Regions from separate parts of the Mus musculus genome. Here region 2 is linked to region 1. The links are chromatin loops, found by intact Hi-C in ENCODE. Cell type or tissue: heart. All regions are shown on one strand. Links, peaks and the distances in the headings refer to the core of each region. The heading gives the core; the rest is flanking DNA.

The links. Peaks named below come from ENCODE experiments on the same cell type or tissue, not always from the same donor. Only the 100,000 strongest peaks of a DNase experiment are listed, where the experiment ranks them.
Region 2: a loop joins it to region 1, with 4 times the contacts of the local background. A loop is called at or near these places in 16 of 42 quality-filtered maps.

What each region holds. Positions count from the first base shown.
Region 1 is chr7:80,737,529-80,747,701 of GRCm38, reverse strand. Iqgap1 (IQ motif containing GTPase activating protein 1) reads left to right here. Exons shown (of 38, transcript NM_016721.2): 16 at 3,494-3,584; 17 at 3,742-3,909; 18 at 4,524-4,666; 19 at 7,742-7,912; 20 at 8,624-8,707; 21 at 8,798-8,869; 22 at 8,960-9,029; 23 at 9,380-9,588. Among named protein-coding and RNA genes, the nearest start is that of Crtc3, 54 kb to the right of the region's middle. In heart, for the core only: a CTCF peak has its summit at 6,528 (motif pointing right); DNase peaks (open chromatin) are centred at 3,571 and 6,491; H3K27ac peaks cover 1,126 bases.
Region 2 is chr7:80,797,984-80,808,156 of GRCm38, reverse strand. Iqgap1 (IQ motif containing GTPase activating protein 1) reads left to right here and starts at 4,826. Exons shown (of 38, transcript NM_016721.2): 1 at 4,826-5,016; 2 at 8,208-8,307. The coding sequence starts at 4,962. In heart, for the core only: a CTCF peak has its summit at 4,659; DNase peaks (open chromatin) are centred at 4,746 and 5,306; H3K4me3 peaks cover 2,253 bases; H3K27ac peaks cover 1,486 bases.

The DNA.
Region 1 (10,173 bases), core at 3,517-8,516:
TGTAGCCTGTGAGTGGTGGCATTTGAAGCATTTCACTTGCTGTGGAAAGGAGAAAAGGCGTAAGGTGACTACAGGGAGCCTGGAGGAACATCCTGGCGCACACACTGCACTTCGGGTAGAATTGTCTTTTTTTAGGCATTTGTTAGCTTCCAAGTCCTACAAACCATCTAGGGAATAGCGTTAAAAATAGTTATTGAATTCTAAATTTAGCAAGCATAAAATTGTACTTTAAATTTAGTCTGTAGCTGGGTGTGGTGGCACATGCCTGAGCCCCAGCTCTGCCGAGGAGAAGCCACATCAGGAATTCATGCTCGCTCTCGGCTACACAGTTAGTTCAAGGCTAGCTTGGGCTCCATGAGACCCTGTCTCAAAAGTCAAAAACAATCAAAACCCCACATAAAGTATTTCATGTGCAGTTCTCTCGGTGCTGTCTTTGTGTCTGTGGTGATCCCGGGGCTGAGAGAAGTTTTCCAGAGAAGCCGAGTCTCCTGGGCCCTTATTTTGTTGTGCATCCTTTGTCACTGGCTCGACGTTACCCTGCCACCCTGTTGCAATACTCACTTCTCTCTCCCCTTTTCTTGTTAACTTTCCCACTAGAGCATCAGAACTGACCTGTCTTCAAGTTGACTTTCTCCCTCCTCGTACACAATCAAATCTGCTTGAGTTATTGTACTTTCTGTGTTTAAGAGTGTGGTTTCTCTCTGTTGATGCTCCTAGGTAATGTTGTCATACTTTAGTGCCTGCCGCAATCCCCACTAATTCTTTAACATATATAAAATAGCTGATCCGAGTCTTGGCCCACAAGTTCACCTTGAGGCACTTCAGTGGTAGCATCTGTCTGTCGTCTGGTGGGTTTGTATGTCTGTCCAGTCCCTGCATGCCTTATTTTTGTTGTTGCTGTGTGTTTTATTTGGCAACAAAACATTCTACTGATAATGTGTTAACTGCAGAAATCAGATTCCTGCCCTCATGCATCACTTATTTGGTGTTCTAGGGTTTTTGTTGAGATGGGGGCTTGCTTCAGTGAGATTGCAGGTGCACAGCTGTTCAAGGCGTTTCTGAATTCTGTGAACTGTCTTTGTCATGTACATGCAGGAAAATCTCCCTAATCAGCTTGTGATTTGCTAACAATTGGACAGGTGTCCTTGAATCCCTAGACCCTGTAAAGCCTCCCTGCCCTGCTGAGGGGCCTCCCTGCCCTGCTGAGGGGCCTCCCTGCCCTGCTGAGGGGCCTTTGTGCTTTCCGCTCAGTAGGCAGGCTGTTTACAGCTGTGCAGCTTTCTCTCCAGGCTTGGTCAGACACGGAGCTTAGAGCTTTCGATTTTATTGGAATATAATTTGCAGGCCATATGATACATCATTATAAAATTTGTGTCATTGCCTCCCCTATGTTCACAATCACTTATAGAAGAGTCTCTGCACCCCATCTGTACCAGGTGTGGCCCTCTCGGTTCCCATCCAGGTCAAGGGTCTCACAGCTCACACCTCTTCTCCAGATTTGCCTTCTCAGTGTTTTTGGTTAGTGGTGGTGGTGGTGGTGGTGAGACTGTACATTATCACCACAAGCATCAGTGATGCTAAACAGCTGGGGAAGGCCCTGGTCATCCAATGAGGATAAGGGATGGGGGGGGGGGGAAGCACTGGTGACCTCCCAGGGAGCACCAGATAGGTTGTGGGAAGATGGAACAGCACCGAGCTCACGTTCTTTCTCACTCAGTGGGAAATGCCTTTGTGTCAGCTCTTAACTGTTACAAACCTTCCTTCATCTTGTCAGCTTACAAAAGCTAATCCATGCTATTTTTAGCCAGGATTTTTAGTGAGAAGTTTCTTAGAAGTCCCGAGTCTGCCATTTCATTTCTTTCCTTACTTGAAGTTGGTGCCTTTGGAGCACTTTGTAAGAATGATCACCAGTCCCTGGGTAGGAGAGTCTTAATGCCCAAGGTGAGCATCACTTTACTATTATGTACATGCGTGACTTTTAAAACTCTCTTCCCATCTGTATACACATGCTTGTGTGTAAGCCACCAGGAACTAGTTAGAGCATATGCCAGACCAATTTCTCTTCATTCTCTTGCCTTTCATACCTTAGCTCCATTGTTTGGTCCTTATGTGTGAGGATTATGTGTGAAAGAAAGGTTAACCGTAGCTCTTTGTTTTACCCTGCATGGGGCAGTGGGGGATAGGACTGTGAATAGTCAGAACGCTTGCAGAGCGCTCTCTCCCTGCAGGGGAAGGCTCTCCCTTGGCCTCCCAGCTCTGCTGTTAGCTGATTCTTCTTGGAATGCATGTGAGATCAGCCTAGCAGTGAACCCGCAATGGCTGGATTCCAGCCCACGGAAGTGCCTTTGCTTTGGTCGTAGCGTTTGTGGGCAGTTTCTCTTGCAGACTAGGACCATCCGCCCTGTTGCCTCTGACTTCTCAGCTCTTGGAGTCACAGCCTGTGGCTGCCGCATTGTGGCTTCACCCTGCAGTTGATGTTAGCATTTACAGTACTTTGAGGACTCGGAATTGTGTGTGGCCATTCCCCATCTTCAGTATATGTAACATGAACACATGAGGAAAAATATTTGAAGGGAGACAAGAAACCAGCAAAGGGGGGGGGGATCAGGGAGGGTGGGGGTGAATAATAAAATGGTATATGCATCAGAATCCTATATTGAACCCTTACATGTTAGCTTAAGGAAAAATAAACTATAGCAAGAGTGAAACAAGCCAGTTCTGCTCCATCACCTCTGACACAGGAGCCCGCTCAGACTGTACAGCTTTTCTGGCTATCTCGTCACCATTTATTAGAATCCTGTGTGTGGACATGTGTGTTTAGTTTCCAGCAAATGATTTTAAAATGAAAGGCTTAAGCAGGGCATGGTGGCATACACTTTTAATCCCAACTTTTGGGAGGCAGAGGCAGAGGCAGGTGGATCTCTGTGAGTTTGAGGACAGCCGTGTCTACAGAGTGAGTTCCAGGACAGCCTGGGCTACACAGAGAAACCCTGTCTCAAAAAACAAAGCAAAACAAACAAAAAAGAACTCTTGCAGTAGCAGTAACTCCAGGTTTTAAATCTGAGAAGGAAAAGGATCCGGTTACATAAGACATAAGCGTTGGTTGTATTGGAGAATTTGAGCTGCCTCTGTGTGTGTTTCAAGGGCAAAGGAAGCTTTCTGGACCTTGTGTATTAATACACATACTCTGGCCTTTGTCATACGGTACAAGTCCCTGGGCCCCTTCCCAGTGTACCTGCTCCTGCGCCCTCCACGGCTGTCAGCTTCCTGAACAGTTTGAGTGGCCTTCATTCATTCATCCATTGCTTACATTGGAGCCATTTCCTGTTTAACTTTAGGGCAGGGTATTTGATGCCTGGCTCTTTTCATTCACTTAATCCACGGCTCATCTGTGGAGCTTTTTCTTCTGTAGCTGAGCCCCAGAAGGCCCTCATCACACATACCCTGATGTTCACCATGGCTTTCGTACTGTTTTGCTTTCAATCATATGTAGGAAACACAGGATGAGTCAGCTGTGTTATGGTTGGATGAAATTCAAGGTGGAATCTGGCAGTCCAACAAAGACACCCAAGAGGCCCAGAGGTGTAAGTATCCATGTGTCTGTTGTCTGGCTCACGTGTAGGTGGAGGGTGAGGTCAACAGGTGCTGGGCAGGGTAGCTGGCCAGTAGGTATGCTGGGTGAAGTCATGTGAACACAGACAGCCCCTAAATTGCTCCATTAATAACTCTCTTCCGAGACAGTTGCCTTAGGAATCTCTGCCATCAATGAAGCAGTAGACAGCGGTGATGTTGGCAGAACCCTGAGTGCCCTACGTTCTCCCGACGTTGGCTTATATGGAGTGATCCCCGAATGTGGGGAAACGTACCAGAGTGACCTTGCTGAAGCCAAGAAGAAGAGACTGGCAGCAGGTGGGTCATGGGGGGGTACATATGTCCATGAGCTAAGCCCTTGAGCATATCAGGAGACAGATGTAGGCCAAGATACGCAGTGTGGATAAACAGTATTTAGGCTCACTTTGCAGGAAATAGTCCTAAACTCTGAACGCTTGTAGATAGCTGCGTGAACTAGACCAGTTTTATTGAGAGCGTGGAAAGGATCCGAGATACTTGGCTGTTCGCATTTCCTAGGATGTCAGCAGCTCTGACTATCTGAGTCTGTGGACGGCTGACAGAAGTTCACAGCAGAGAAAATGTTGTAGCTCTCTCATTCCTGAACGGTAGTGCTGAAGGGTGCATGGCCCGTCTTTTCTGGACGGTGTTTTGACTGCAGGATTTAGACAGAGGAGTTGTAAGAATAGTATGATTGGTTCTGTGATGGACCCTCCTAGGCAATATGACATGCATGACATAGACCAGACATTACTCAGCCAAGGCCCAGGGGACACACGAGATGTTCCTTTACTGTTGGATCCAAGGAATAGGTTTTAGAAAGTGTGTAGGTTCTCAAAGCTGACCAGAGTAATCAGTGTGGGGGTGTGGCTCTGGGTTACTGTCTTTCCCCCTCTGTTTTCTGCCAACAACAGGAGATAATAACAGCAAGTGGGTGAAGCACTGGGTGAAAGGCGGGTACCATTACTACCACAACCTGGAGACGCAAGCAGGAGGATGGGCTGAGCCCCCAGACTTTGTGCAGAATTCTGTGCAGCTTTCTCGAGAGGAGATCCAGGTAGGCCACCTTTCTTCTCACAAGAAAGACCTGAGAGAAAGTGCCTCAGGGTTACTCTTGGTTCAGAGGAGAGATGCTTGTGGCTGGTAGTCCTGGACTCCAATGTAGACTGGGCAATGAGTAATTCTGAAGTAATCATGCTTTAGTGGTTTTGGAGGTGATGAAGTCTGAGATGGAAAACATGTCAGTTGTACAACTCAGTGAGTTTCACTCTGTGGTTCTTAAAAGTTGGGTGGCCCAGGGCTCTGCCTCCTGGCCTTTCATTGTTGGGGAAACATCAGGCCCAGAACAGAGCCAAGGAGTGCGGGCAGAGACGGGGCTCTAGCACAGTACTGTCATGTTAGGGAAAGTTTAATTCTGTCCTGGAGGAAGGCAAACCAAGAGACATTTTAAACAGGTGAGGAAAGAGGAAAGAATGTTTGGGACGGAGAGGGGAAAGTCACTGAGGGTGGAAAAGCCAGGACCTTGTGTGGAAAGATACACATGCGGCTGTCTGATGGGGGTGCAGCCGAAGGGACCGCAGTGAGGGAGGGACCAGTGCTGGGCTGAGGACCTCCTTAGGCACAGCCAGGCCTAGACAGTGCTTTACATGTGGGTCCTGAACTGATGTACAGGACGGGAGTGATGGTCCTCCCTGACTTTAACACATGACCTAATCTCTTACTCCTGTAAAGCCAGTGACTGGCAAGGACTGCACCCCCCATACCCGACTCTGCACTTGTCATTGTATGGGACAGGCACCCTTCAAATGCCCTCAGGAGGGAAGTCTCTCACCGGCATGTTATTGCTTAATGTCTGTTACCATCCTCTCTGGTTCCCGCGAGTCTCACAGTTTCTGTTATTATACTTATCCAAATCTAAAGTGCTGGGTGTGGGGGTTGATCCCGAGGGTCTAAGGCAGAGCTTGGGAGGCCACATTTCTAACAAGTTCCCAGGCAGTGTTGCTGCTGATACTCTAAGGACTGCTTGTGAGTATTGGCCCACATACAGAGCATGTCTTCCTTACCCAGAAATAAAAAAGAAAAGAAAACCAACCAACCATGACAATTCACATCTTCAATCCCAGCTCTGTGGAGGCAGAAACAGGCAAAACTCTGTGCATTTGAGACCAGCTGGTCTACATAGTGAGTTCTAGAACATCCAGGGAGACAGACAGACAGACAAACCCTGTCTTCTAAAAAAGAAAAGAGAAGGCAAAGCCCGTAAGGTTTCTCTGATTTGACCTAACCTGCATTCACACCCTGTCTAAGTGCCTTGCAAGTTAGTATGCCCCAGGACTCTCTCTGTTGCCATCCACTTGTTAGCTCCCAGGGGGAAGCCTGGCATCTTTAGTGAAAATGCCTGCCTTGGTATCTGGCACAGTCTTCGCATTGTCAGATGCCGTTAGGAAGTCTCTGCAAACCCTCCTTGCAGTTCTTTGCAGACCTCTGCCTCTGAGGCCCCTCAGAATCTCTCCTGCTGCCTTGTCTCTGCTTCTTCCTTGGCCATCGGCCCTCTGTCACTCCTTCACCTTATGGGGTGATTAGAGAGGACACTGTCAGGCACCAAGTCCAACACCACCATGGTCTCATTTGAACCTGTGACCCTGTGTGTTGTGACCCATACCGCCATATCTTAGACCTTCCCCACACCAAGAAGGTGACCTTCCATCTAGAAGCCCAGATACTTCAGCCAGTGAGGCAGAAGAATAGAAACTGAAGTAAGGGGTTAAAAGGGGCTGGTGACACTATGGACCTCAGCCGTTCAGGGAGGGTATGGTGGCCTCGGGACATCAGAGCTCCAGGAGCCTGCAGGCTTGGTGCTCCCTCATTAGAACATCCTCAAGGACAGCTTGGAGTGCTGCCCACCAGAGGGAAGCAGAGAGAAAAGGGAGAGCAACAGGACGTGCTCTCAGCTCCCCCTTGTGAGCTTTCCAAAGCACTTAACATACCGAAATTTTGGTGTGCATGCTAGGGCCCAAAAAAAAAAAAAAAAAAAAACGTCTCTAATACTAAGGAAAGAAAGAACAGGCACTTTGGCAGGTAATCGGGTACATGGACATTCCTAAACCTCCTCGCAGCTGAGCTGCTGCCTCAGTCAAGCCCAGTCCCTCTTACTGGGGTCACAGTAGAAGCATTCTAACTCCCCTCATTCTACTCGCCTGCAGATTCTTTCCCAGTGTGCTTGTGTGTGCACACGTCTGCATATGCATATATAATCCTATAACCTACACATATAGCCTATATATAAAACATATATAACCTGTAATTGTGGTACTTGGGAGTTTGAAGCAGAATGATAAGAGATAAAAGCTAGCTCAGGCCACATACCAAGACCCCCATCTTAAAAACAAAATAAAAATAACTGTGTGTGTGTGTGTGTGTGCGCGCGCGCACGTACGTGAGAGGGGAGGTGTTTGTGTGTTGGGGGATGGCACACATGAAGACAACTTTTTCTCTAGTCTGTTAGCTGTTCTACCAACCGTGCTTTTTTTTTTTGTAAGATTTATTTATGTATATGAATGTTTTATCTGTATGTATACCTGCATGCCAGAAGAGGGAGGGCATCAGATCCCAGGGTAGATGGTAGTAAATCACCAAGTGGTTGCTGGGAATTGAACTCAAGACTTCTGGAAGAACAGTCAGTTGGGAATTGAATTCAAGACTTCTGGAAGAGCAGTCAGTGCTCTTAACCTCTGAGCCATCTCCAGCCCAGTGCTGTTTTTAAAAATAAATTTGATGATTTTATTCCTCTATTCAAAAGTTTTCATCAGTCGAAGCCCCCTGGGCTGCTGAGCAGTGTGCGTTGGGGGGTATCCTGCATACTTTACTTGTAGATTTTTCACTAGTGCTTTGTGCCAGTGTGGATGGGGGTCATGGATACAGGAATGAGGAATGAATTAAAGGCCTAGCTTTTAATTACTGAGTTACTAATTAGTGAGTCAGCCTGCCCCTGGGACCCACACCTGAGGTCTTCGTGCCCAGTCCTCAGCTGACTACTTGGCCATCGGTGGATGGAGAGTGGAGGCAGCTGTGGGCTCAGGTGATGCTCTGTGTCTCTTCTCTTGTCCCCGAATGTGACCAAATGCTTTTTCAGAGCTCCATCTCTGGAGTAACCGCTGCATATAACCGAGAGCAGCTTTGGCTGGCCAACGAAGGCTTGATCACCAAGCTGCAAGCCTGCTGCCGTGGGTACCTCGTTCGACAGGAATTCCGATCCCGGATGAATTTTCTGAAGAAACAGATCCCTGCCATCACCTGCATTCAGGTACTTCCTACAGCGAGCGGGCCTCTAGAGCAGGAGGAATAAACTGTCACTCTAAAACTGAATGTGTGAGTGTGTTTCTGTGACCTCTTCTCTCATATGTGGACAGTAACCTTCTGTTTGTGACATTACATTACTGTGCTTTGGTAGCAAGAAGCATTAGTGAGCACCACGTCTGTGGATTGTACCTGCACCTCTGTAGTGCATATGATAGTGATATATCCTAGTCACAGTAGATAAAACAATAGCGCTTCAGTAACAGTAATGGAGAAATTGAATTAGGAATTTGGCTCCATTGCTGCTAGACACTGTGGGTCTCTTACGTTTCCTTATCTGTGAAATGTGGTACACTACTGTGTATCTCCCTCACCTGTAACAGTAAGGGTGTCAAATAAGTGAATCGATGTGACTCACTTTAAGATGTGACAAGTGTGGACGAGGGATACAGCTCAGTGCAGAGCACATGCAAAGTGTACACAAGGCCAGGCATTAGGTCCCCAGCACCAAAGCCCCCAGACAAAACTGTGTGTGCTGTTGTATCAATGTCAGGGAAGTAGAACATGACGGCTGTGATCTCAGGGAGGTGTGGTCTCTTCCTACAGCGTCATCAGGAAATTGTGCTTGGAGAATAGCAAGCTGAGGGTTTTGTTTGTTTGTTTTAACTTTCACCGATTCTTTGAAAATAATGCCATGTATACTGTGCGGTGCCTTTAGTCACAGTGGAGAGGATACAAACAGAAGAAGGCATATCAAGATCGGCTGGCTTACCTGCACTCCCATAAAGACGAAGTTGTGAAGGTATGGTAGCCCAGCAGGGTTTGTCCATGTGGGGTGCAAGCCTGACGTGTTAAAAAGGCCGCTCTAAGTTCCAGGATCCCTTTTCCACAGATTCAGTCCCTTGCCAGGATGCATCAAGCTCGAAAGCGCTATAGAGATCGCCTACAGTATTTCCGAGACCATGTAAGTAGCCTAGGACAGCAGGCTGCTCAGGTGGCATCTTCTGTGTATGTGATGGCCAAATGAGTAAAGAATTTCTTCTTTGTCCCTTAGATAAATGACATTATCAAAATCCAGGCTTTCATTCGGGCCAACAAAGCTCGTGATGACTACAAGACTCTCAGTGAGTAGCCATGGCTCAGCGGTGAAGAGTTGAGGCAGTGCTTGGGAGCCCTCAGGTCCTGGGCGCGCTCCACGGATCTCTTTGGTTGTCCTGAAGGCAAGGCTTGGGAAGGGAGCCACTTGTGATTAAGCCCCCTTGCTAACACGTGGCTAGCTGTCTTGCTGCTTGCCGATGTAGCCCCTGTGGTAACAGCAATAACCCGACTACGGACTGCACTTGACGATTGTCTGAGCACGTTCAAACCTAAGCATTAATATCTCGTGTGTCACTAGAGCTTTGAGACAGTACTGACCCGTCTCAGACTTTGGAATGTTTCCTGGTAACTCAGTGATCCATATTTTCTTTGTCAGTCAATGCTGAGGACCCGCCTATGATTGTGGTCCGAAAGTTTGTCCACCTCCTGGACCAAAGTGATCAGGACTTCCAGGAGGAACTTGATCTCATGAAGATGCGCGAGGAGGTCATCACCCTCATCCGTTCCAACCAGCAGCTGGAGAACGACCTCAACCTCATGGATATCAAAATCGGACTGCTGGTGAAGAACAAGATCACGCTGCAGGTGTGCACGGGGCCTGCCTCCCTCTTCCCAGCAGAGGGTGGAGTCCAGCCTTGTCTAACAGGGAGTGTGGAGTCCAGCCTTGTCTAACAGGGAGTGTAGTGGCTGATATATATATATATATATATATAATTTTTTTTATAGATAACCCTTTTCTAATTCCACCAACTATCATTTTCTGTTCTTTTTTTGCCTACTTAGAAACTAAGACTCCATTTCCAGATTTTTTGGTTCAGTGAATCATCTCATTTGTCTGCCTGTTATCTATGCTTTTATTATAAATAGCATCCCAGTGATGTCCAACTATACTGAGGACTGGTTAGTTTACGACAAGTTCTCTAACTGCTTACCGTCCTATCCACATGGCTAGGACTGCAGACTCACCACTCTGCCCAGCTGACATTGTTTCCAGAATTTTGTTCTGGGTGATTTTGTCCTTTAGGGCTTTAACTTTAGATATTTCGAGTTTAGGGTATTTATTAATTATTTCATTTATTTGGGGGTTGGATACGTGTAGATGTCACAGAACAAGTTGCAACTTGTTCCCGTCTAACATGTGATATCGCCCTGGTTGCCGGGCTTGGCAGC
Region 2 (10,173 bases), core at 1,773-6,772, 62 kb before region 1:
CTTAGTCAGGGTTTCTATTCCTGCACAAACATCATGACCAAGAAACAAGTTGGGGAGGAAAGGGTTTATTCGGCTTACACTTTCCACATTGCTGTTCATCACCAAGGAAGTCAGGATTGGAACTCAAGCAGGTCAGAAAGCAGGAGCTGATGCAGAGGCCATGGAGGAATGTTCATTACTGGCTTGCTTCCCCTGGCTTGCTCAGCCTGCTCTCTTATAGAACCAAGACTACCAGCCCAGAGATGGTCCCACCCACAAGGCCTTTCCCCCTTGATCACTAATTGAGAAAATGCCTTACAGTTAGATCTCATGGAGGCATTTCCTCAACTGAAGCTCCTTTCTCTGTGATAACTCCAGCTGTGTCAAGTTGACACAAAACTAGCCAGTACACAGGCCAAGGGAAACCTCTGTCATGGGTGCTTATCTCTAGCCATTGTGTTAATATTGCCCATTCCCATCAGCTTATAGATCTCTTGAGGTCATGAACCCATGTGAGTTCCTAAAATGACCAGATAGCTCATTATTTTGCCATTTGATGCCTACTTATGGATTGATTTGGTATGTAATGAACTTTCTTTGTGTTTGTGTTCACTGTGATATTGTATTTCTAGTATTTCACTGTAAAGAACATAGAGACGTAAACAAACAAGGTCCACAAGTCCAGTAACCTCACTACCTAGAGAGACTACTGTTAATATATTGTCCTGGGTGCTTCTCTTTTCTTTTTTGAGACAGGATCACATCATGTAGCTCTGGTTTGTCTAGAACTCTCTATGTACACCAGGCTACCCTGGACCTCATAGCTATCTGCCTGTCTCTGCCTCTAGGCATGAAAGACAAGCACACCATCATCCCCAAATCTCTCCCTTCTGACCAAGAGAGGTTCTTGAACCTATTATTCTTCTGTCTTAGCCTCCTGAGATCAGGGCTATACAGATGCATGTCACTATTCCTGACTGTTTTCTTTCTTTCTTTCTTTCTTTCTTTCTTTCTTTCTTTCTTTCTTTCTTTCTTTCTTCCTTCCTTCCTTCCTTCCTTCCTTCCTTCCTTTCTTTCTTTCTTTCTTTCTTTCTTTCTTTCTTTCTTTCTTTCTTTCTCTTTCTTTCTCTCTCTTTCTCTCCCCCTCTCTCTCTCTTTCTTTCTCTCTCTTTCTCTCCCCCCCTCTCTCTTTCTTCTTCTTCTTCTTCTTCTTCTTCTTCTTCTTCTTCTTCTTCTTCTTCTTCTTCTTCTTCTTCTTTTTCTTCTTCTTCTTCTCCTCCTCCTCCTCCTCCTCCTCCTCCTCCTCCTCCTCCTCCTCCTCCTTCTTTCTTCTTCTTAGAAAGAGTCCGAGGTATCCCAGGCTGGCTTCAAACTCAGTATGTATCAAAGGCTAGCCTTGAGCTCCTGATCCTCCTGACTCTTCCTCCCAAGGACTGGGGTTATAGGTGTGTATTACTGCCGTTGGATGTCTTTATATTTTAAAGCAAAAATGGTATCATAATTTGTGAGTTCAGAATTTATCTTCATTTAAACATCACTTCAGAAATCCTGATGTCTCTTGCTCACCCAGCTTCCCACTAAAGAACTGCAGATTCTCTTCTGCGTATGGTGGCATGTCTCAGACCACCCACACAAGTTGAAAACACAGTGAGCTGAAAAATGTGCAGATGCCACGGCTTAATCTCTCTGCCCAGAGTAGGGATGCTATCCTTCAGCACGACATCTGCTCACTATCTCTAGCCCAAGGAAGAAAATTACAACTTAAAATTTGAAGTCTGGTTCCTATTGATCATGTATCTTTTACAGCATCAAAAAAATTGAAAAGAATCTCTTCATTTGTTACTTTGTGTTGCTACAAGTTCTTACTATGTGACTCAAGCTGGCTTCAAATTTGCTATTCTCCTGTCTTAGCCCTCCCACGTGCTATGATTAATGTATGTGTACCTCCATGCTGAGTGGTGATTAGAGCCATTCTAAGACCAGGGGCTATCAACTCTAATATCCAGTTCCGTATTCTCTATTCTTAATTGCCATTTATAGTTCAAGGGCAGCCCACCTATGGACTCATATACTAGTAAGGTAAAAAGATGAGCTGAAATAGTTACATGTCACTCCTGATCCTCCTGCCCTCTCTCTCCCAAGGAACCATTACCACAGACTTTGTATCTGTCTCTCTACAAATCCCAGGCTGGAAATCACAATGGAAGGCAGGCCAGGCTGGAGTGGCCCTAAAGAGCTTCAACCCTGTGCTCAGTGACCTTAGACCAGAATTGCTCTAATTTTCATAGCAGAGATGGCAGGACTAATTCTCACATTCAAGATGGCTCCTATTAACCTAGAATTGTATAGCATAGGACCTGGACTGCCCTCCTTTGAACCTCACGAATTATACACCTAGAGCTGTACACACACACAAAAAACCCTCATCCTAACATAGGAAGACACCTGTCTCTTTGTCCCATGTGACCCCTTTACTATTAACCTACAGGTAGTTCTCGACTTGCCATTAGATAATTGGATAAATTAAAAAGAAAATCAAATATAGTTTTGTAGACATTCTTTTAAATGCTTGAAGATACAGAAGTAACCAAGTTACTGAGTGTAACCCAAATTGTTTGGTTTTCAAAAAGCTACTGGTATTGTCTGGATAGATGCCTCAGAGACGGAGGGAAAGCAGTGGCTGCTCTTCCACAGGACTGGGGTTTGATTCCCAGTGCCCAGATGGGTTACAATTGGCTGTAACTCCAGTCCCAGGGGATTTAATCCCTTTCTCTGGCATCTGAGGGCACCAGGAATGCACATGGAACAGAGACACATGAATAGACAAAGCATCATACACTGGGGCTGGAGTTAAGAGCTGATAAGGGGACCTGGGTTTGATTCCCAGTACCCACATGGTAGCTGACAACCAACTGTAACTCCAGTTTGAGGGGATCTCCTACCTTCCACTGACCTCAGATGCCAGGTAACCACAAGGCACACATACGTACATAGATAGAACTAGGGCCTCATGCATGCAAGGCAAGTAAGTGTTTTGCCTCTGAGTTTTATCCCCTGCCCTCTTGTATGCTTTCTCTTTCCTGTTTCTTTATAGACAGAATCTTGTACACACCTGCCTACCCCAGGTTTCGAACTTGCAGTGAGGACTTCTGCCTCTGCCCCAAGAGTACTAAGATGACTGGTGTAGTGCAGCTGCTTATAGATTGTAAGTTATCTTCTTCCTTTAGGAGCTCAGGGCTATGGGTGTAGCTTAGTGGCAGAGGGCTTGACTAGCGCATGTCAGGGCATGGGCTGTATCCTAAGCACTATATAAAGTTCTTAACTTTTCATTTATTTATCTTGACACACAGACACACTCTCTACACATTTCTGGCTGTCCTGGAACTCACTATGTAGACCAGGCTGGCCTTGAACTCACCGAGATCTGCCTGCTATTGTCTCCTGAGTGCTGGGATTAAAGTCGTGCCTCAACATGCCCAACTAAGAAGAAAGTTTGTAAGGAAAGAGCTAGTAAATTGAAAATGGCTGGAACAAAGAGCCTGGAATTGGGTTGTAAAGGTGCCCACCTGGCATGGGAAAGTACACAAACTGCACTGTGAAGGGAGTAACAGGAAAAATTACATCTATGACAAGAACTCGGAAGCTGGGTGTGGTGGCACATGCTTTTAGTTCTAGCAATCAGGAGGAAGAGACAGGTGGATCTTCAAGGGTAGCCTTGCCTATTTAGTGGGCTCCAGGACAGCCAGAACTACATAGTGAGACTTGTCCCCCTTCCCAAAGAACTCCGTACTTTGGAAAGAGCATGCTGGCAATCATGATGATCTGGTTGGCACAAGTGAGAATAGAGATTATGATGATCAAAAAAGTGTTATCACAGGTGGGGACAGAAACAAAACTAGATGCTTCAGAAATAGAGGTGAGTCGAGGAACCTGGGGTGTGTGTGTGACTGGTGATGGAACACTTCCAGAGAGTGGGGCAGGAACAGGATCAACGTTTGACAGGTTTTAGTGTCTGTGAGAGGTCCAAAAATGCACGTTAGATAGTTTGGAACTACTGAGGGGCTTCTAGATGGTCTGGATTGTAAGTAGAAGCCATCAACTGTTTATGGTGAGGGTAAGAGTCCTGAGAATGGGACTTTTACTTTATTATTATTATTATTATTATTATTATTATTATTATTATTAGAGCCAGTGATTCACTCCAATCCAGGCTGGTTCAGAATAGAATTCGGTTGAATACTGGCACTTTAAAAGATCACAAGGGTAAAGAGACGAGGCATCCTTATTAATAGGGTCAAGATAACCCCCCTAAGATCTTGCAGATTGTAAAGAGCTGATAAACAGCTCTTCCGCGTGAGCATCGTCATCCCCCAGTTTAAGAGATTGAGCAGTTCTATTCTTTAGCACTGTTGGGGAGAACAGAGGTCAGATTGACAGAATGTAGCAGAGAGTAGGAGTGGGAGTCTTTCCTGACAGTGGGTCCTACTTGCTTCCAATAATCACACTCTGGGCCACTTGCAACGGCTCCTTGAAGGAGCCGCGGTGCAGAGGGGGTTAACTCAGTTGTCAGGAGAAGGCAGGCGCCTAAAAACATTTGGATTTCAAGCTGTAGACATTGGCGGCCTTTTAGTCAGAGCCGCAGATAGGGCGACAGCGGAGGAGTGTCGGGACAACGGACCAAGCCGGCCTAGGGACTCGCTACAGCACCCCGCCTCCTCGCTTCCGCAAGTGGAGAGCGAAGAGGGCAGGGGCGGGTCCTGTAATACTGACCACGCCCCTTCCGCTCGCTCCGGGGAGCGCAGCTGGGCGTGGACTCAAGGGCGGGGTCTGCGGGGCGGGACCTGCAGGGTGGGGCCGATGGCGCGGGGCGGGGCTCTGAGGACAGCGACAGCCCGCGCACTGGGCAGGAGTTACTGCTGCTACGGTCGCCCGCGTCTTCAAGGTCTCTGCGCTTCCTCACCGGAGACCTGGACTCGGCCGCCATGTCCGCCGCGGAGGAGGTTGATGGCCTGGGTGTGGTCCGGCCGCACTATGGCTGTGAGTGCCGAGGGCTTGGGGGTGCGCGGGCGAGGGACCAAGCTCGGGTTTTCCCAGGGGCTCAGCCGGGCGGGTGCGCCGGGTGGCTTGGGACCGCACGGACCCGGAAGAGCAGCTGGCTGTATGGCTGGTAGCAAGGTTGGCGCCCGAGCCTTCTCGAGCTCCGGAGGCGGCGGGTAGAAACCTGGAGGCCTCTGCCTTCGCTAGGCGCTGCGGCAGGGGAGCCCCACCCAGCTCCTCCACCGGTTAGTTCTACTGAGATTGGGGAAGACGGCCTAGGGTGAGGTGGCAGGAGAACTGACTGTGCAGGGCGTGTCCTGGGCACTGGACCCAGGGGTTCTGCTCGGGCGTGGTGGGAAGGTGCTGCCCGGATTGCTGCCTGCGAGGGTGACCCAGGGCGCAGACCCGCGCAGCCTCAGGCTAGCTGCGAGGTGCAGTTTTAGGCAAGCAGCTTATGCTTTCTCCTGCTGGGTTCTTTCTTTAGCATTTCAAAAGTAAAATTAAAACATAAACACACCCAAACCGGCTCCCCCCACTTCCTCATTTTCTGTGACTATCCCTGCAACCTTAGTAAACTAACCAGCTGTACGTGGGATAGTAGTTACAAGAGGATCCCTTTGAGTCCCAGGTTTAGATTTTATGTTTTGGGAAAAGTACTTTCTTAAAGGATACTTTAACACATCCAGTTATGCATTGGATAGTGTTATAATGTGTGCTACGTTTGTGAAATTAGGGATGAAAAAGATCAAACAGTGCCTTCAAAACCTGTCCGAGAAAGAGACAGGTGTACAGAGATTGATAATTAGATGAGGGGTTGGGAATTTAGCCCAGTGGTAGAGTGCTTGCTTAGCAAGTGCAAGTCCTCAGCTCCAAGAAAAAAACCAATAAGGTGCAATAAAGATAAACGATGCATGAACTAACTCTAACTGGGTATAAAGAGTAATGGGGGTGAAGAGAAGGGACTTAACAAGGCCATGGGAAGGTAGGTGCTGACTTTTAAACAGAGGCTTGGAGGATGCAGTGTGGGGCAGGGTGAGCAAGACATGACTTTGAGAGGGCAGACACAAACTAAATATGGTATTGGAGAACATAGGGTTACTGTACGTGGAAAACCGAGGGCATCGAAGTGCAGAGGTGGAATTGAAAGGGAGAGGAGAAAAGTAAAAAGGATTTCCCGAAGTAGCCCAGGCTAGAGTGAGAATAGCTCTGATTGCCTTCCCAAGGAGTTATCCCTTGGGAAGACAGTGGAGAAGGCAGATGGCTACAAGGTAAAGTCCACAGGCCCTGGAGTCAGGTGGGCTGCAAAGGCCCTTGATTAGCCCTCTGACTGAGTTCTTCCAGCCTCAGTATCCTCAGCTGTCAAATAGTGGTGATCACAGGATGGGTCTGGGCTAGAGTAGGAGCATGTGTGTAAACTGTGTAGTCCAGGAGCTTCGGTTATGAAGAGAGGGGAGAGTGTGACCAACAAGGATAGACTATAGTTGATGCCTCTTGAAGCTACAAGAAAATGTAGTACATATATATTTAAAACACTTAAAATTTTGGTTCCTTGATAATTTCTTTTTTAAAGATTTATTTATTTATTTTATGTATATGAGTACACTGTAGCTGTACAGATGGTTGTGAGCCTTCATGTGGTTGTTGGAAATTGATTTTTTTAGGACCTCTGCTCGCTCTGATCAACCCCTCACTCAGGCCCAAAGATTTATTTATTATTATAAATAAGTACACTGTAGCTGTCTTCAAACGCACCAGAAGAGGATGTTAGATCTCATTATGGGTGGTTGTGAGCCACCATGTTGTTGCTGGGATTTGAACTCAGAACCTTTGGAAGAGCAGACAGTGCTCTTACCCGCTGAGCCATCTTGCCAGCCCCACATAGCATGTGTTTTTTTTTTTTTTTTTTTTTTTTAAAGATTTATTTATTTATTTATTTTATGTGAGTACACTGTAGCTGTCTTCAGACACACCAGAAGAGGGCATCAGATCCCATTATAGATGGCTGTGAGCCACCATGTGGTTGCTGGGAACTGAACTCAGGACCTCTGCAAGAGCAGTTTTGACTCTTGACCACTGAGTCTACTCCTTGAGAATTTCATAATATAAAAAATGAAATGTGATCATATCTATCTCCTATCTCTTCCCTCCAGTGATTTATCTGAAACTGTATCTCACTGTATAATTCTGGCTGACCTGAACTTACTGTTTAAGACAGTCTGGCCTTGGACTCAGAAATCTGCCTGCCTCTGCCTTCCAAATGCTGGGATTACAGGCTTGTGTTATCACACCTGGATCTTTTTCTTTAAGGAAATTCTTTTATGTGTTTGGGTGATTTACTGGCTTGCATAATGTCTGTGCACCATGTGTGTACCTGGTACCTGCAGAGCCCAGAAGAGAATGTCTGATTCTCTGAAACTGGAGTTATAACTCATGAGCCTTCCTGTGGTGTGCATGCTGGGAATTGAACCTAGGTCCTCTGTAAGAACAGCCAATCCTCTTAACTGCTGAGCCATCTCTCCAGCCCCTAGGCTCTCTAAAATAAAAAATAAAAAAACCCCACTAAGTTCAGCTAGTGCTGTCCCTGTGTGTATGCGTATCTTGACTGTCCATCGGGCATGGGCAGCTAGCTAACCAGTGGCCTCTTTCCCATATGTACATAAAGAAATGATTTTATATGTATGAGTGCATGCATGTATGTATGTGCAGGACATACATACCTGGTGTCCTGGAAGGTCAGAAACAGGGCATTGGATCCCCTTGAACTAGAATTACAGATGCTTGTGAGCAGCCTATAGGTGTTAGAAACCCAGGTCAACAAGTGCTCTTAACTGCTGACATGTCTCTATGACCCCTTACCACCCCCCACATATAATATATAATATATAATATATAATATATAATATATAATATATAATATATAATATAATATATAATATATAATATATAATATATAATAATGTGTATGTGTGTGTATATATATATATATGTGTGTATATATGGTAAGATGAATGTAGTTGAAACCATATGGTTTGTTTTTAGGAAAATCATTTGTAGTGCCCCTGGCTACCCATATATCCACTAGTTAGCCTGCCTTTCTAGGTGACTAGCAGCAATTTGATGGTGGTGGCCTTCATTTATTGCTGAGGAAAGTTACAGAGCTTGGTGTTTACACTCTTTCCTTTCTGTTTTAGCCGTCCTGGATAATGAGAGGCTCACTGCAGAGGAGATGGATGAGCGGAGACGGCAGAACGTGGCTTATGAATACCTTTGTCATCTGGAAGAAGCAAAGAGGTATGGAGGGACTAGTTGGAGAGTGGCCTGGGAGAAGGAGCTGATGTGCTGTGCCTTTAAAAGAGTTGTTTTCATTTCTGTGTATGGTTTCTGGTATCCATGTATGGCTGCCAGTGGAGGTTAGAAGGCCTTAGATCTCCCTGGGGCTGGAGTTACAGTCACCTGATGTGGGTGGTGGCAGCCCAGCTCTGGTCCTCTGAAAGAGCAGCAAGTGTTCCTAACTGCCGAGCTGTCTACCCAGCCTCCACAGGTGGCTCTCTGTGTGCATTATGTTTTAGGTAAGAGTGTTGGCGGCTGGCAGTTGAAAGGGTAAGTAGGTAGGATAAGTGTAGAGTGTTTATTCATGGGAACAAGTGGGCCGTGGTGGGTTATGATGAAACACTCTGTCGAACACTTGTGCCTGCTGAAAGATCTCCACAGTTGTGTTTTTCAGCCTTTCTGTTTGTAGTGGTTGTTTTGGGTACTGCCAGCTGTCAGAAATAACGTTTTAAGTTAGGGTTTGATGTTCTTGATCTTCTCAGTGGTTCCTAATTCTTCAGGGTTTTGGTTTGTGTATTGAGCCCCATCTCCTGGTGACTCATGGAGTGGGTATTAGGTTTAGGGGGCTGGTAAGGGTGGAGCTGAAAGGGGCTGAGGACATACCTGAGTGGTAAAGTACTTGTTGAGTGCTCAAGGTCCTGGGAGACACCCAGTGCCAGAAGAAAACTGCAGAACCTTCTTACGAGGGTCATGCCGTAGCTATAGATCTGTCCACCAGCAGCATGGCGAGGCCTTTCCGCAAACTCAATGCTGCCACACATTTTTTTTTTTTGAGATGGGAATCTCAGCCCTAGGCTGGCCTCAAACTCATCCTGCTGCTGAGGCTTCTCTGGTCCTCCCACTAGCATCTCCCAAGTGCTGAGATTACAGGCATGCGCCACCACACCCATCTCCTCTGCATTCTTTATGAGGAGGATACTCAGCTGCTGTTTATCTTCTCCAGATATCTCAAGACCTTGTGATCTTAATTTTAGGGTGTCAGTTTGTTATCAGTGGTTCCTTTTGTTGTGTTGCTTACATTTCTTTGCAAGGTTCCAGAGCAGATAAACACAATTATAGGTCGTGTACACTGAAGAATAATGGGAGATAATTGTCATCCAGGCTTAGTGAAAACCAGGGATGTTTTAGATGATTAAAACAAGAGTGGAAATTTGATTTGATTGTCAAGAGCTGGCCAGGAAAGTTGGCAGTAAATATGAGCTCCTAGGCCCAAGAAGCCCTTCAGAGCTCCCTTTTCTTTAAAGATGACAAAAACTGCCCCAGATATGGTCCCCTTGGCACCCTGCCCTGGACTCTTTATAAGACTGAAGTAGCGGCTTCCCTGGAACTGGAGTTGAAGGAGATTGTAGGCCAACCTAGGAGTTCCTAGGTGCTAGAATGGGACCTGGCTCTTAACTCCAGAGCCATCTTTTCTGTCCCCTATTTGTCTTTTTGAATCTCAGCTGCCTCTCTGAGTTTAAAGCCTTTTCAGAAAGTCAGAGAAAGATATTAGTGGTAAGGTAGGTGAGGATTATCGATAATGACACTAGTCTTCCCCAGTTGTCACCACCACTGCCACCACCTCCTCCTCTTCCTCTTTTTCCTCCTCTTTTTCCTTCTTCCTTCTCTTCTTCCTATTCTTTCTTCCCCCCTTATCCTTCTCTCCCTCTCTCTCTTTTTTTTTCAAGACAGGGTTTGTCTGTGAAGCCTTGGCTGTCCTAGAACTCACTTTGTAGACCAGGCTGCCTTTGAACTCAGATCCACCTGCTTCCGACTCCTGAGTGCTGGGATGAAAGTTGTGTACCAGCACTGCCCAGCTGACACTTGTCTTCGAAATGGAAGCTTAGT